2 separate regions of the Homo sapiens genome follow, and region 1 is linked to region 2. A link is a loop called in an ENCODE intact Hi-C map of the cell type or tissue named here. Cell type or tissue: thyroid gland. All regions are shown on one strand. Links, peaks and the distances in the headings refer to the core of each region. The heading gives the core; the rest is flanking DNA. Region 1 overlaps BMP7 (bone morphogenetic protein 7). Region 2 overlaps BMP7 (bone morphogenetic protein 7).

What was found. A loop is a pair of places that touch in the nucleus more often than their neighbours do. Peaks named below come from ENCODE experiments on the same cell type or tissue, not always from the same donor. Only the 100,000 strongest peaks of a DNase experiment are listed, where the experiment ranks them.
Region 1: a loop joins it to region 2, with 1.8 times the contacts of the local background. A loop is called at or near these places in 9 of 110 quality-filtered maps.

The regions. Positions count from the first base shown.
Region 1 is chr20:57,170,164-57,178,704 of GRCh38, reverse strand. It overlaps BMP7 (bone morphogenetic protein 7), which reads left to right. Exons shown (of 7, transcript NM_001719.3): 5 at 3,698-3,774; 6 at 5,395-5,505; 7 at 7,597-8,541. The coding sequence ends at 7,746. Among named protein-coding and RNA genes, the nearest start is that of BMP7-AS1, 39 kb to the left of the region's middle. RefSeq lists an enhancer at 5,401-5,902. In thyroid gland, for the core only: no CTCF peak of the experiment used is centred there; no DNase peak of the experiment used is centred there.
Region 2 is chr20:57,255,302-57,263,842 of GRCh38, reverse strand. The region is part of intron 1 of BMP7 (bone morphogenetic protein 7); the gene reads left to right. Among named protein-coding and RNA genes, the nearest start is that of BMP7, 7.1 kb to the left of the region's middle. RefSeq lists enhancers at 257-973, 3,908-4,470. In thyroid gland, for the core only: no CTCF peak of the experiment used is centred there; DNase peaks (open chromatin) are centred at 2,138, 2,683 and 3,032; H3K27ac peaks cover 2,211 bases.

The DNA.
Region 1 (8,541 bases), core at 2,223-4,722, 86 kb after region 2:
CCCACAGGGAAGAGGGAGGAGGCTCGTGGAGGGGCATGGCTACCTGTGGCCCTGGGCATTGCCACAGCCATGAAGGCCATCTTAGGTTTCTGCTTGGCATCGTGTGCTCTAGAGGGCAGGCTGTAGAGTCCAGCTGTTTGGGCTCCTCCCAGATGGTTCCTTGACCTTGACCTTCCTGTGTTGAGGACACCCTGGCCCTGGGGAGGTTCCTGCTGCCCCAGAGCTGGTTCTCTCTCTCCCAGCCCTGCTACTCCCCCACGGAGGGTGGGGACCAGGGGCCTCTGGGCTCCCCCTGGCTGCCTCCATCCACTCTGAGCACCCCCTTGCAGCATTGAGCCTTGGGGCTGGTTCCAGCCACGCAGATCTTCCCTCCGCCCACACTGTCTGCTGACCCAGGCCCCAGCTTCCTCATTCCTTGCCAGGCTCAGTGCCTGCCTCTGATCCTCTATCCGATGCTACTCCAGCGGCCTCAGACATGGAGGGCGCCTCGTCCCCACTGCTCAGCATCGTCATGCAGGAATGCCTCGCCCTTGGATGCCTCCCCACCCTCCTATCTCACTTCCTTTTGGTTCTTACCCACATGTCACCTCCTCAGAAGAGCGCCTGCTGGCACCCGCGGCAGCATGCCCGCTCACTCCAGCTTCTCCTGCCTTGTTTTCCTCTGTAGCCCTCATCTCCATGTAAGTCATGTGCACTCACTTATCTATGACCCGCCTCTCGTTCTGGAAAAGCCCCTGAGTGGCAGGGCTTTGCTGTCTTACACCTGGGACTCATCTCATGCCTGCACACCAGGAAGCAGCCCCTAGCAATGGCTGAATGAATGAGTGACTCCACAAGGCATGCAGGCCGCGAGGGCAGGGCACCCAGGGGCAAGCGCTCCTGCCCCAAAGCCTGGAGCCCACCAGCCCCGCCCCAGCCTTCAGCAAGTTCACTTCACCGAAAGTCTCAAGTGTCTCCTCAGGAATCACACATGTGATTCGGTTATAATCAATTAAATGTAATTTCGTTATTGGTGTGCATATCTTTCCACATTGCTTTTCTGAACTGTAGATAAATTTTATATCTGTATAAATAGATATATTCAAAAATGGCATTTTGGGAGGCCAAGGCGGGTGGATTACCTGAGGTCAGGAGTTTGTGACCAGCCTGGCCAACATGGTGAAACCCCGTCTCTACTAAAAATACAAAAATTAGCTGGGCATGGTGATGAGTGCCTATAGTCTCAGCTACTCAGGAGGCTGAGGCAGGAGAATTGCTTGAACCCAGGAGGCAGAGGTTGCAGTGAGCCAAGATTGCACCACTGTACTCCAGCCTGGGCAACAGAGCAAGACTCTGTCTCAAAAAAAAAATTGCTGATGAAAATAAAAGCAGCCTGCTTTTCAGTCCCCAGCAGGGAGCATGGTGCTCCTGTCTCAGCCTGAGCCTTGGAGGCCAGTTCCTGACTCCTGTGCTCTCCATGCTGTTCTCCTCTCTCCTGCCTCCTTCCTCCTCAACCCTCTTCTTTCTCCTTTCTGCTTTCCACTCTTGGCTTGCTGCTTCTAGCCCATTTCATTCCACAATTGTTCTCAGCCATGGGGTAGCTAAGGCACACTGAAGGTTTCCAGGACCAACAGAATGTCCAGTCTGTGTCTGAGGAGGTGTCCTAATTTGCAGTGTGTGGTCCATGGGAGGCTAGCTTACTGCACCACTCCTGTCCCACCCATTTTACAGATGAAGAAAGTAAGGCTTAGGGAAGGGAGTTCGGCGATGTCCTTCTTATCTTACCATTTCTCATTATCCTAGAAGCTATGCAGATAGAATTCTCATGAATCAGAGAAAAGCCAAAAATTGAGTGGTGTTCCACTCTTTGACATATACCCTAATGGCATGTAGTGGGTGTGGAGGAAAGAGCCATGCATTCAAACAGTTAACAGGTGTGTGTGTGTGTGTGTGTGTGTGTGTGTGTGTGTGTGTGAATGGAGAATGTGCGTAGTTTCAAATTTCCCTAACAAGTGGGCTAGAAGAAGAAGAAGAAAATATGAAACTGCCATGAACACTCAAGCCTACCCCAGGAGTTATAGGAGCTCTCTTCATTTTGCAAACCAGGAGTCCAAGATCTAGGAGAGCTGGGGTTTGACTCCAGAGCTAGAGCAGTCCCCAAGACCTGGTCTTGACTCACGAGTTAGACTCCACTCAGAGGCTGACTGTGCTCCAGGGTCTACACCTCTAAGGGCGACACCTGGGCTCAAGCAGACTGCCGTTTTCTATATGGGATGAGCCTTCACAGGGCAGCCAGTTGGGATGGGTTGAGGTTTGGCTGTAGACATCAGAAACCCAAGTCAAATGCGCTTCAACCAGTAGAAAATTCACCAGCCCGCAGAGCTAAGGTTGGGTGGACATTAGGGTTGGTTGATCCAGGAGCTCAACAGTGTCCTCTGAGCCCCAGCTCCTTCTGCCCCACCCCACCATCTTCAGTGCTGCTTCCTCTCAAGGCCACAGCTGTAGTTGGCCAGGGGGGCTTCATTATTTTTTGCTCCTGGGCAGTAGGAGGAAGAGAATGAATGTCTCTCCATGGGTCTTTCTTAGGAATGTGGGAACTTTTTCCAGAAGTCTCTATGTCTTTTAGTTTGTGTTGGGTCACTTGCCCTTCCTGAACCACTTCCTGACTCCTGGACAGGATGTGCACTGATGAGCTTAGCTTTGGGGATCTAATAGTGACTTTACAAAGCCTCTTTGAGAAGGTGACATTGGAACCAAGGCTTGAGCCAGACACAACAAAGATTGCAGGGAGGGGCATTGCAGGTGGAGGAAACGGCACATGCAAGAGCCCTGCGGTGGGAGTGAGCTTGGTGTTTGGTCAATCAGTTGTCAGAGCACACCGGGCCTGTGGGCCACAGGCACAGCCTGGGCCCTGCTCTGAGTATGACAGAGAGCCCCTGGGAAGTTGTAGGTGGAGGAAAGACAGGTCATGACTAGGAAAAAAGCAATCCCTCTGTTGTGGGGTGGAAGGAAGGTTGCAGTGTGTGTGAGAGAGAGACAAGACAGACAGACAGACACTTCTGCAATGTTTACAAGTGCTCAGGCCCTGACCCGAATGCTTCCAAATTTACGTAGTTCTGGAAAACCCCCTGTATCATTTTCACTACTCAAAGAAACCTCGGGAGTGTTTTCTTCTGAAAGGTCATCAGGTTTTGACTCTCTGCTGTCTCATTTCTTCTTGCTGGTGGTGGTGATGGTTGCTTGTCCCAGGCCCTGTCCCGCATCCTCTTGCCCCTGCAGAGGGATGAGTGTGTTGGGGCCTCACGAGTTGAGGTTGTTCATAAGCAGATCTCTTTGAGCAGGGTGCCTGCAGTGGCCTTGTGTGAGGTGGATGGGGTTTGATTCCCTTATGGAATCCAGGCAGATGTCAGCATTTAAACAACACACGTGTATAAAAGAAACCAGTGTCCGCAGAAGGTTCCAGAAAGTATTATGGGATAAGACTACATGAGAGAGGAATGGGGCATTGGCACCTCCCTTAGTAGGGCCTTTGCTGGGGGTAGAAATGAGTTTTAAGGCAGTTAGACCCTCGAACTGGCTTTTGAATCGGGAAATTTACCCCCCAGCCGTCTGTGCTTCATTGCTGTTCACATCACTGCCTAAGATGGAGGGAACTTTGATGTGTGTGTGTTTCTTTCTCCTCACTGGGCTCTGCTTCTTCACTTCCTTGTCAATGCAGAGAACAGCAGCAGCGACCAGAGGCAGGCCTGTAAGAAGCACGAGCTGTATGTCAGCTTCCGAGACCTGGGCTGGCAGGTAAGGGGCTGGCTGGGTCTGTCTTGGGTGTGGGCCCTCTGGCGTGGGCTCCCACGAGGCAGCGGGTCTGTGCTCAGTCTTGTTTCTCATCTCTGCCAGTTAAGACTCCAGTATCAAGTGGCCTCGCTAGGGAAGGGGACTTGGGCTAAGGATACAGGGAGGCCTCATGAAATCCGAGAGCAGAAATGTGGTTGAGACTTGAACTTGAACCAGGAACCCAAACACTTTGGACTCTGAACCCCATTCTCTGCATGCACCTCATTCCCATCCCTTGGCTGGCTGCTTCTCAAGATGATGCCGGGCCGTGTGTTTGAATGTAGATACCTGGGGAGCCATCTCCCCCTCTGCCCTCTGACTTCATTTACCCCATTCCCATTCCCACGGGAGGGACGGATCTGCCCAGCTTGGTTCAGGCACTTGTTCCTGAACCAGTCAACTGTTTCAGGGGTGGGGTCATGTTACTGGCACATGGCTGCCCCCTCTGGAGCCATTTGCATGGAGTGAGGCAAAAGGCAGGGGATGAATCCTAGGAGAGGAGTGAGGGTCATGTGATCCACCTGCCGTGAGCTCTGGTGTGATTCTCATTCAGCAGTCATGCAGCATCTGCAGCGTTCTGGGCCCTGTTCTAGGTACTGGATTGGAGATGCAGCGATGAACACTGCAATGTGTCTGCCCTGTGGGGCTCAAATATCCCTGGAGAGGGTATTGTCATGAGGTCATCAGGGCAACTGGTGGTATTCTACCCTCAGGGAGCTTGTAGTTCAGTGGGAGAGTCCAGAATCTTCCCTGGGGATTATGCCCAGACACACTCAGGGCGTACGTGCACACAGCCAGCTCTGAGCCCTCCTGTGAGCCTGCCCTCAGGACTGATGACCACATCCACCTGCAGCTGGGACAGAACCCAAACTCCAGGGGCCTCTGCTGGAAGATTCCATGTGCTTAAGCATCACTGAGGAGTATATTGATTATTGGGCAACATTTCTGTGCCACCCAGACCCTAGAGGCAAGGATGGCACATGGATCCCTTACTGACCAGTGCACCCGGAGCCAGCATGGGTGATGCCATTATGAGTTATTAGCCTCTCTGGCAGGTGGGCAAACCGAGGCATGGAGGTTTGTTTAAGGTGAACTGCCAGTGTGTGACCACCTAGTGGGGGTAGAGCTGATGATTGCCTCACACCGGAGGCTCCTTCCTGTGCCGCGTTCTGTCCAGAAGACACAGCCATGGATGTCCATTTTAGGATCAGCCAAGCCCCGTGGGGCTTTCCTTCATTTTTATTTTATGTTTTTTTAGAAATGGGGTCTTGCTCTGTCACCCAGGCTGGGGTGCAGTGGTGTGATCATAGCTCACCGCAGCTTTGAGCCGTCTTCCCACTCAGTCTACTAAGCTTGGACTATAGGCCAAGACTATAGAGTGGTCCTTCTTTCCATTCTTTTGGGACCATGAGAGGCCACCCATGTTTCCTGCCCCTGCTGGGCCCCCTGCTGCTCAGAAGGCATGGTCTGAGGCTTCCACCTTGGGTCGTGAGCCTGGCGTGGTGGTTTCTGGCCAGCATGGGGGTTGGGATGCTGTGGCTCAGGCCTTCTGCATGGTTTCCCACACTCTCTTCTCCTCCTCAGGACTGGATCATCGCGCCTGAAGGCTACGCCGCCTACTACTGTGAGGGGGAGTGTGCCTTCCCTCTGAACTCCTACATGAACGCCACCAACCACGCCATCGTGCAGACGCTGGTGGGTGTCACGCCATCTTGGGGTGTGGTCACCTGGGCCGGGCAGGCTGCGGGGCCACCAGATCCTGCTGCCTCCAAGCTGGGGCCTGAGTAGATGTCAGCCCATTGCCATGTCATGACTTTTGGGGGCCCCTTGCGCCGTTAAAAAAAAATCAAAAATTGTACTTTATGACTGGTTTGGTATAAAGAGGAGTATAATCTTCGACCCTGGAGTTCATTTATTTCTCCTAATTTTTAAAGTAACTAAAAGTTGTATGGGCTCCTTTGAGGATGCTTGTAGTATTGTGGGTGCTGGTTACGGTGCCTAAGAGCACTGGGCCCTGCTTCATTTTCCAGTAGAGGAAACAGGTAAACAGATGAGAAATTTCAGTGAGGGGCACAGTGATCAGAAGCTGGCCAGCAGGATAATGGGATGGAGAGATGAGTGGGGACCCATGGGGCCATTTCAAGTTAAATTTCAGTGGGGTCACCAGGAAGATTCCATGTGATAATGAGATTAACGTGCCCAGCACGTGGCGACACTCAGTAGGTGTTATTCCTGCTCTGCCAACAGCAACCATAGTGATAAGAGCTGTAGGGATTTTGTTCTTTTGCTTAGAATCCAAGGTTCAAGGACCTTGGTTATGTAGCTCCCTGTCATGAACATCATCTGAGCCTTTCCTGCCTACTGATCATCCACCCTGCCTTGAATGCTTCTAGTGACAGAGAGCTCACTACCAGGACTACTCCCTCCTTTCATTTAGTAATCTGCCTCCTTCTTTTCTTGTCCCTGTCCTGTGTGTTAAGTCCTGGAGAAAAATCTCATCTATCCCTTTCATTTGATTCTGCTCTTTGAGGGCAGGGGTTTTTGTTTCTTTGTTTGTTTTTTTAAGTGTTGGTTTTCCAAAGCCCTTGCTCCCCTCCTCAATTGTAAACTTCAAAGCCCTACTTGGGATTGAAGGTCCTTAGGCTGGAAACAGAAGAGTCCTCCCCAACCTGTTCCCTGGCCTGGATGTGCTGTGCTGTGCCAGTATCCCCTGGAAGGTGCCAGGCATGTCTCCCCGGCTGCCAGGGGACACATCTCTATCCTTCTCCAACCCCTGCCTTCATGGCCCATGGAACAGGAGTGCCATCGCCCTGTGTGCACCTACTTCCATCAGTATTTCACCAGAGATCTGCAGGATCAAAGTGAATTCTCCAGGGATTGTGAAATGATGCGATTGTGGTCATGTTTAAAAGGGGGCAACTGTCTTCTAGAGAGTCCTGATGAAATGCTTCCAGAGGAAATGAGCTGATGGCTGGAATTTGCTTTAAAATCATTCAAGGTGGAGCAGGTGGGGAAGGGTATGGATGTGTAAGAGTTTGAAATTGTCCATCATAAAATGTGTAAAAAGCATGCTGGCCTATGTCAGCAGTCACAGCCTGGAGGCTGTGAACAGAGTGCCAGTCACTGATGCTCTTGCCTGGCACCTACAGTTGCTGGAAACCCAGAAGTTTCACGTTGAAAACAACAGGACAGTGGAATCTCTGGCCTGTCTTGAACACGTGGCAGATCTGCTAACACTGATCTTGGTTGGCTGCCGTCAGCTTAGGTTGAGTGGCGGCCTCTTCCCTTAGTTTGCCTTAGTCCCCACTATTCCCTATTGTCTTACCTCGGTCTATTTTGCTTATCAGTGGCACTCACGTGGCACTCATAGGCATTTGAGTCTATGTGTCCCTGTCCCACATCCTCTGTAAGGTGCAGAGAAGTCCATGAGCAAGATGGAGCACTTCTAGTGGGTCCAAGTCAGGGACACTATTCAGCAATCTACAGTGCACAGGGCAGTTCCCCAACAGAGAATTACCTGGTCCTGAATGTCGGATCTGGCCCCTTCCTTCCCCACTGTATAATGTGAAAACCTCTATGCTTTGGTTCCCTTGTCTGCAAAACAGGGATAATCCCAGAACTGAGTTGTCCATGTAAAGTGCTTAGAACAGGGAGTGCTTGGCTTGGGGAGTGTCACCTGCAGTCATTCATTATGCCCAGACAGGATGTTTCTTTATAGAAACGTGGAGGCCAGTTAGAACGACTCACCGCTTCTCACCACTGCCCATGTTTTGGTGTGTGTTTCAGGTCCACTTCATCAACCCGGAAACGGTGCCCAAGCCCTGCTGTGCGCCCACGCAGCTCAATGCCATCTCCGTCCTCTACTTCGATGACAGCTCCAACGTCATCCTGAAGAAATACAGAAACATGGTGGTCCGGGCCTGTGGCTGCCACTAGCTCCTCCGAGAATTCAGACCCTTTGGGGCCAAGTTTTTCTGGATCCTCCATTGCTCGCCTTGGCCAGGAACCAGCAGACCAACTGCCTTTTGTGAGACCTTCCCCTCCCTATCCCCAACTTTAAAGGTGTGAGAGTATTAGGAAACATGAGCAGCATATGGCTTTTGATCAGTTTTTCAGTGGCAGCATCCAATGAACAAGATCCTACAAGCTGTGCAGGCAAAACCTAGCAGGAAAAAAAAACAACGCATAAAGAAAAATGGCCGGGCCAGGTCATTGGCTGGGAAGTCTCAGCCATGCACGGACTCGTTTCCAGAGGTAATTATGAGCGCCTACCAGCCAGGCCACCCAGCCGTGGGAGGAAGGGGGCGTGGCAAGGGGTGGGCACATTGGTGTCTGTGCGAAAGGAAAATTGACCCGGAAGTTCCTGTAATAAATGTCACAATAAAACGAATGAATGAAAATGGTTAGGACGTTACAGATATATTTTCCTAAACAATTTATCCCCATTTCTCGGTTTATCCTGATGCGTAAACAGAAGCTGTGTCAAGTGGAGGGCGGGGAGGTCCCTCTCCATTCCCTACAGTTTTCATCCTGAGGCTTGCAGAGGCCCAGTGTTTACCGAGGTTTGCCCAAATCCAAGATCTAGTGGGAGGGGAAAGAGCAAATGTCTGCTCCGAGGAGGGCGGTGTGTTGATCTTTGGAGGAAAAATATGTTCTGTTGTTCAGCTGGATTTGCCGTGGCAGAAATGAAACTAGGTGTGTGAAATACCCGCAGACATTTGGGATTGGCTT
Region 2 (8,541 bases), core at 1,580-4,079:
GTCGTCTGCACTTCTGTATTTGTGATTTTTTTAAAACAATGTGTATTTATTAACTATACCAAAAACTAAAGGAAAATTCCAAATACATACATATAAATAATGAACGCAGAGCTCTGTCGCCCTCCTGAAGCCTGGGGTTAGCCAGGGCCCTTTCTCTGGTGGGGGATTTATAGCATCTTCCCTTCTGTTGGGTACCCCGGACTCCCACTGAATGTGCAGGTCCCAGTGGCTGCCTTCAGAGCCTGGCTGGAATCATTAAAAAGGTATTTGTAATCTCTGGCTTCTGCAGAAGGCCCTGCAAACCAAGAGCAAAAAAGCCCCCAGTGCTTATGGGCCGGCAGTGTGGGCTAGGCCCCGGGGCTCCCTGTCCCCAAGAGAAAGACCAGGTTGCTCGGAGGGTGCCTCTGGGAACTTTGGTGCGGGCTATTTGCTCCCCCCATGGCGGCAGGAGCAAGCTGGGACTTGTTTGGGAAGGCCACAGCTGGGTGGTTTTCCTCCTCTGGCTGTACATACACCTTTCAATCCATTTCTTTCATCTTGAAAGGACAAAGACCGGCTTGTCTGAGCCTCTTAATCAGTCAGGCTGGCTTTGGGCTTTGTGGGACCCTGACTTTCTCAGGTCTAGCTTTCTGGGACATCACTCCAAATTAGATGGCAGAGTGGCTTTTAACAGAGCGCACTGACCTTGTTTTCTTTCTCTCTCTGTCCCTAAACTCGAGGTCATTAGTTAGGTGAAGACCTGGGCTGCAGTTTGGCGAGACACTTCCTGTAGATGCTTCTAATGTTGGCCTTTAATTTCTGCTAAGCAGCAGCACACAAATAAATGGCCTGTCCCTTCTATCCTGTTGTAGCTTGGAATTTCTCCATAGGAGGGACTTGGGGGTGGCAGTAGGGTTGGAGAGGGTTGGGGGGAGGTGTAGGAGACTTGTCTGGCCACTGAGTTTGCTGAGAAAGTACTGCTATAGTGTTTTTCCTTGGATTGCAAATCATGTTGATCTGTAGTATTCGAAGTTTTCTAAAGGCAAGTTTATTCTCACAATTTACATAAGAGTGAGAAAATATCACTTGCACATATCAAACTATTACTTCTTATTATGGTGGGAGTTTGGCGGGGGGGGCATGGGTGAGGATCTTGGCAGCCTCTGCTGCCCCTTCGCCCTGCACTGCAGAGCTCTGCTGTCTTGCAGGCAGGCGGCCTGCGTGCGCGGGAGGGGGGACCCTTGCCTGAATTCTGAAGGCTTTTGCAGACCTGGTGCATTTATTCTTCCTTCTGTCTGCCGCCAAACTGGTTTTTGTTCCTATAAGTCGTTCTTGGAATTCAAGTTTTTTGCCAGGCTGAGCGGGATCTAAACTAGAGGGGAAACTAGAGGGGAATTTACGACAAAACCAGGTGGTGGGAATGAGGACTAAAGGCCGCACCTTATGACAAAGCCCAGCCTGTACCATAAAGCCCCAGGCAATGTGAACTGAGCTGCCTGAGTGAGACTCCCATCTTCCCAGCCTGGGCCCCTTAAGTTCAATGGCAAGATTTGTAAACTGGTTTGGATTAACAACCCCGACTCCTCTTTGTAGACTTAATTTTGGAATTCAAAACAGCTACCCTCTCTTAAATAATCCCCAGGCAATGGCGACTCCGCACACTGCATCTAGCCATAGCCCGTTACCATTCTTTCTCTGGGAAGATCCAGCAGCTCTGTTAGGAATCTTGTAAAGTAGCCGGCTGGCACTAGGGGAGTGGAAGTCATCATGTTTATCTCTGGTCCAGGTAATGAAGGCATGAAATTTGTGTAATCTTTGAAGGAAAAGAAGAGAAAGTTGGAAACCTATCATTATTGGAGTCAGCCTATAAAAGTGGCTTTTGTTAATGTAGCTGAAGAGTAGGGAGAAGGCCGTGCAGTTTGATTTTTGCTTTATGCCATCTGGCTGTCCTTTTTGTTGACAAGTGTTTGGCATTAAGACCTCTCCCACTGCCCGTCAAGAGCAGGCCCTACCACTGTAGAGTATTAGAAAAAGATTCTGTTACAGTTTAAAAATTTCCTTCAGGGAGTGCTTCGCAAAGGGGAGCGTGGACTGCAGGCATTTGCAGCTGTAACCTGGCTTGTGTTAAAATTTGGAAGGGGCTGCTCCACATTCCAGCACTCGGAGCGCCGGCCCTCACTGGTGAGCAGCCAAAGGTTAATATAGATGTCACACAGCTCCCCCCTTCTTTCTTTCTGCAGAGCGCCTTTGCTATAGGAGTGCACCAACAGCTGTGTTTTTCGTAACCCTTTCAAAATCACTTCTTTTAAACCTCATTTTCCTGCTTATATAAATCAAAGATTTTCCTCCACTTTTCCCAAGCATGTATGTGACCCAGCTTTGAACTTTTTTCATTTTCTATGTATTTTCCTTCTGGAATCAAGGCAGGGTAAGGCTGAGCCCTGGATGCCAACTTGGGTGGCTGTTTTTGGTTTTGGTTCCAGGGTTGTCATTCGGTTGTGGAGCGGTCCCCATGGAAGGGGTAACAGAGATGGCCCACTTGCAAATCAGTTTCAGGGCAGCAAGGGGGATGATTGTCTGAATGCACAGACAGACGAAACCGCTTTTGAGATGCAGCCCTCTCAAGCTACGGTTTGGGGCTTTACCATGGCGTAGTAGGCTCTCAAGCCTTTGCCGAGATAAACACAGCTGGTGCGCGATCCCCTCACCACCGGAATGCCTGCGATGTGAGTGAATATCACGTGTCCGCTGAACTCAGAGACAACTGGTGACTTCATTCCAGGGAGAGTCCCATCTAAGTTGATTGATCACTCCTATCACTTTAATATCTCTCCCTCATTTGGTAAGGTCATATTTGGCCCATTGCAAGAATCAGCGTGCCCTAAGTCTCCCCCGTCTCCACCCTTCCCCATCTGCCCATCCGTGTAACAGCCTGAATATTTTGAATGGGGAGCCCTTTGCACCATGCTTCTGGCCACATTAATTCTTTCACGCTCACTCTTCAGTCTTAGCGGGGGGGCTGTTGGCACACTGGTTTCTTGGCAAGCCACTGCAAGGCTTCGCCTTAATGCACTCTGGCACTGTCACCGGGGTTAGGGCACAGGCAGGGATGTGTGGGACCTGTCATGTTATTGTCAGAAGGAATGTGCGGATTAGCCTTTACAGCGTAGTGGTGGGAGAGCACTGCAGCTGTGTACACTTATTATAAAAGATTTAAGTCCCACTGGTAAAATCAATATATTGAATTGCACAACCCTCTGCTTTTAATTAGTTTAAATCAAATGCGCCGGTGCCATTTTGCCTTCTCTCGCCTTCATGGGGTGAGGAACTACCAATATTTACATAGAAACTGTTAATTTGTGGTGAAAATGATAACACATTTAGCTTTACACACTCAAATTGCTCCAACTTGATGGATCCCAGATCAACGTGGAGTTGAGCTGAGGAGATGACGTCACCAGGAGCGGGGAGGAGACACCCGTGATGTCTGTTGCTTGGACCCTGGATTCCAGATGCAGGTGGACATGTGTGTAGAGGCAGTGACTGGGGATGCTGGTCCTTCAAGAAGCGAGCTGGTTCTTTCTATTGCAGGTCAAAAACAATGAGATTTACCTACATCATCTAAAATCCTTTCTCGGAAGCATTCTTACAAAATTGCGAAGTGGGCACTTGCTCTTGGGTCATTTTGAGCCTGTTCTCACAGCATGCAAGGGTCATGTACTGGGCAGCTCAAGGCACGGTGCTTTATTTATTCCAGAGCTTCACATGCTTTTCTTTCCAATCCCTGAAACAGTTTATAGAGGAAGGGCGTTTGTTCACTGCAAATGATCCCATGTACGACCGCGGCTATTAGTGAGCCGTTTGGTATTAGCTGTGTGTTCAAGCTGGGATTGAATTCCGGGTTTTGCAGCAAATGGCATCTGACAAATAATAATTGACAAAAAATGTGACTTGGTATTTCTTAATATGGAACAGATAGTTCATTTAAGCTTCCCCGGCAAAAAAAAAATTGCTCAAACTCAAACTGAAATAGCAATGCCAGGGAATACTAGGACTGCTGCTGTGTATTTTTTTCCGCTCCAAAGTAGAGTGTTTATGATTTGGGGGGATATTAGAGTGCATGAAGTTTGACACTTACTTATGCGAAACTCAGGCAAGCATGTGCAATACCGCCTTTTCAACATTTGTGTCGGAAGGCATTGTGGGGAGCCGCGCAAAGCCTGTGCTGATCCGCGTGGAGTGGATTGAATTAATGACAACTCCGAGAGCACCAGCTTTAGGGTAATTGCTTTATTGTTTTGGAGCCAGGGTGCATATAATCCGGTTCCTGTGCAAACATGTTGAACGTGTGTTAATGCATTTCCAAACCAGAGCCTCTCACACAACCCTGCTTTTCATTAATTGATGTCGGTAGCATGGTACAGTATTTCAAAGGGCTGGCCAAGTATAAACTGTGTTTCCAATTTCCTTCCTTTCCTGTGTTTGGAATGCCAATGTTAATTTGTTCCCATGCAGGAGCGGGGGCTGCCAACCGCGGCTTTCTATAAAGGGCTTCACAGTGAAGGCTTCCAGCCCTCGCTGATGCTTGGGGCTGCCTGGCCAAGTCTCCTGACACTTTGCAGCTAATTCTGGGTGATATATGGGGTGGGGGATTGGGGGCTTCACTGCCGTGTAACGGAAGTTCTCGGTGACAGCAGTGGGTGTGACTTGGCAAGGGAGATTGGAACGGCATCCACAGTGATTCTCTTTAGACACAGCCTAAACCTATGTGTCTGTTTCCACTATGACAGCACATTAGCTGTGTGACCTTGGGCAAGTTACTTAACATCTCTGCATTTGTGTCCTCATTTTATAAAGGCTACAAGAGAATCTCTTCCTCAACAGATTCTAAAGAAATAGAAATCATATCACCCATGCGCAGAGGCTGTCACCTAGTAGGTGTAAAACAAATGGTAGCTCTTGTTTTTATTGTGTTGGCCAGATGAAGATTTACGTTGGTATATTAGTCCAAATTTCAGTTTTTAAGTACTTAATCTTAAAATACTGAGATTAAACTGCCCATGTTATTTTAAATGTCAAGAAAATGGTCCCCAGAGTGTGAATATGTGTGCGCCTCCCTCTTTCAGAGATCAATGGAATTTGAATGAATGCACCAAACTTATTTGAGGATGAATAGAGTCTAAGGCTGAATCTTTTCCCCAATTTTAGCATCTATGGTTATTTAATGATTTTACTACTTGGGAAACTGGAACTCAGTGAGAGGGTATACCGGAACTCTCTGTAGTGCCTTTGCAACTTTGAATTAAAAATTAATTTCAAAATAAAATGTTTCATTTAAAAAATTGCATTATTGAAGTATTTCTTCCCAATCCTTTCTGGAAGATGGTCAAAGTACAAATTGTCTTTTCCTTCAAGGGAGTGACAAGCCCAAAGCATTCATTAACAGAACTGCACAACTTCCCCACTTTTTATTGGAGCAGGTGCAAGGCTGCCCAAGGCTCCCGCAGCTGGGGTTAGGCTGCAACAACAAAGCCCTGTGTGGATTCAGCATGTTTAGAAGCCTCTAGAGACCAGAGGACGAAAGAGAATGGCTTCAGGGCCAGATACCGAGGGGTGGCGTTTCTCATTCAAGACTTTCCATAAATTCCCTTCAGCTCTTTATACTGTTTGAAAAATCCGACTCACCAAGTATTAGGTTTCCCTGCATCTCTGAGGTCACGTGTTCTATCACATCTTTATCTCCCTGGAGTAGCTTTCAAGTTTCAATCTTTTGTTGCCTGGCTTAATTAAAATTGGCCACGAATAAAAACTTGCACCGTTTCCAAAATCGAGGACTTGTGTGTTTCTAAGCATTGGGTTTAGGCCTGCCCTGTCTTGTGCTTCCAGCCTGTCTTCTGCTTTCATGTAGCTTGGACTACATGAAGAAAAAGAAAAAGCTAAGCTCTTAGCATGACAGTTGGCATATAATGGTCCAAGTGCTCATCCCCCTGGCAACTTACACACACAAAGGCAGGCAAGTTTTTTTTTTTTTTTTTTTTTGGTGGCTTGTGTTTTGGCCTTCAATAAAGGACACTTTTCCTGTTTTTTTTCAGACAGCCTTATTCTCCTGCCCATGCACAGCCTTGCAGAATTCTCATGGCATAGAAGGTGCTCAGATATTGGTTGTTTCGGTGCACATATGGCATGAAGACATTCTAAGCAGTCTCTTCTAAATGCTTTTGATCTCCAATTCCCACTACTACCTTTTCAGGTACATACCTTAAATAGTAATAAGTTGTATAACTACTGCAGGATAGCTAGGATAGCTTGTGCTTCATAAAACATAGACAAAAATAGAAATTTAAGTAGGAGACACTAAAGCTAAAAGCAATACAAAATTTTGGTGTTTGTTAATTAATACAAATTTTAACTAATGAATCATTTTAATTTTAATTGTTAACACAATTTTAATTAACAATATACATTTAATTAAAATTAAATTTTAATATAATTTAATTAAGTTTGCAGTCATGAAAATTTGCGGTGCAATGGACTGTTCTTTGGTGTTTTCAAAATCATGATTTAACAGTTTAGAATCACTGATCTAAAGGCCTGGTCCCAAATTTCGATGACCCTTCATCTGGTCAGTATAAATGAAGTTATTGTGTGTGAAGAAACTCACAATCTTGGTGCGTTAAAAATCCCAGAAGTTTGTTTTTCATTTGTATCACATTATAGCTCTATCGTGGGTTCAGGGTGGAGGCGTGGAGTTCTGCACATTGGTGGCAGCAGAGTCCCTGGGAGAGGCTGAGGTCCTCAGAATGTTACGAATAAGGTGCCAGAAGGAAAGATAATGTGAACTGTGCGTTGGCTTTTAATATTTCTACCTGGGAGTGACTTTCTAACTTCAAAAATTTCTATTTTTGTCTGTTTTATGAAGTACAAATGATCCTAACTAGTAGTTATACAACTTATTTCTTTTTTTCTTTTTTTTTTGAGATGGAGTTTCGCTTTTGTTGCCCAGGCTGGAGTGCAGTGGCGCGATCTTGGCTCACTGCAACCTCCGCCTTCTGGGTTCAAGTGATTCTCCTGCCTCAGCCTCCGAAGTTGCTAGGATTATAGGTGCCCACCACCACGCCCAGCTAATTTTTGTTATTTTTTTTTATTTTTTATTTTTAGTAGAAATGGGGTTTCGCCATGTTGGCCAGGCTGGCCTCAAACTCCTGACCTCAGGTTTTATCCACCCGCCTTGGCCTCCCAAAGTGCTGGGATAACAGGCGTAAGCCACCTTGCCCAGCCACAACTTATTTCTATTTAGGGTATGTACCCCAAAATTTACTCTTCCACCTGAAAGAGCTTCTGCTCACATTTCATGGGCCAAAGTGAGCCATGTGGCCAAACCTGACCCAAGGTTGGCAAGGAGATGACGATACCACTGCTTGCTCAGAAAGGCAAAGCACCAGAGAGCGTCCAGGAAATGGCACAGATGACACCACGCTATCATGATTGAAGTGTCTCTCACAAGATTCAAAGACAGAAATGTGGGAAGTAAGTTGTGGGGTGTGTTACTGAAACCAGAGCTTCATTTTTCAACCCCACCTGTCAATTATGCAGATATTTTTGTTGAAGCTAGTGAACTCCCATGATTGTCAGTTGGAATTTGCATAACAATTATAATTGTAATATATCTTTTCCTGACTCCCAGTGGGTTCCTCTTGCCTCCTCCCATCTTGCGCTTCATTTTGGAGACTGATGTTCTGGAGGCTTCCATCTCACTGAAGTACTCAATTGGTTCAACAACAATAACATCTCTTTCCATTCCCACTTGTAAAGTGACTTCCCTGTTTATGACTTGTCTTTCAGCAAAGGCAAGCTTCAGCTTTTGTCCGGTTCACTATCTAGAGAATTAAGAAGCATTACTCTGCTCCTGGCTAATGAGGTGACTGCTGGTGTTTCCCCGGAAGATACAGGTTATCACTTCGCCATGAAATCTTGTCCACAATGGAAGAGCTGCTTGCTTTCTCTCCTGGGCCTTGGAGACATTCCTTTTTCTTTCTTTCTTTTTTTTTTTTTTTTTTTTTTTTTGAGATGGAGTCTCTCGCTATCCCCCAGGCTGGAGTGTAGTGGCATGATCTCCACTCACTGCAACCTCCACCTCTGGGCTTCAAGCAATTCTCCTGCCTCAGCCTCCTGAGTAGCAGGGATTACAGGCTCCCACAACCACGCCCGGCTAATTTTTGTATTTTTAGTAGAGACGGTGTTTCACCATGTTGGCCAGGCTGGTCTTAAACTTCTGACCTCAAGTGATCCACCTGCCTCAGCCTCCCAAGGTGTTAAGATTACAGGCGTGAGCCACTGCAACTGGCCCCTTAGAGACATTTCTTAGTCCAGGCAGGATCTTGCATAGGCTGAATCTAGACATTAAATTCAGAGACCCCTTCATCATCTAAATGCATCACTGAAATGGATTGTAGACCTCAGAGGGCTAAGACCTTTCTGTGTAGCAGCAATGGATTCAGAGTAGCCATCTTTATGGGGCCCTCATGCAGTTCTCTCAGTATTCTGCAGGGTAAGCAGTGTCAT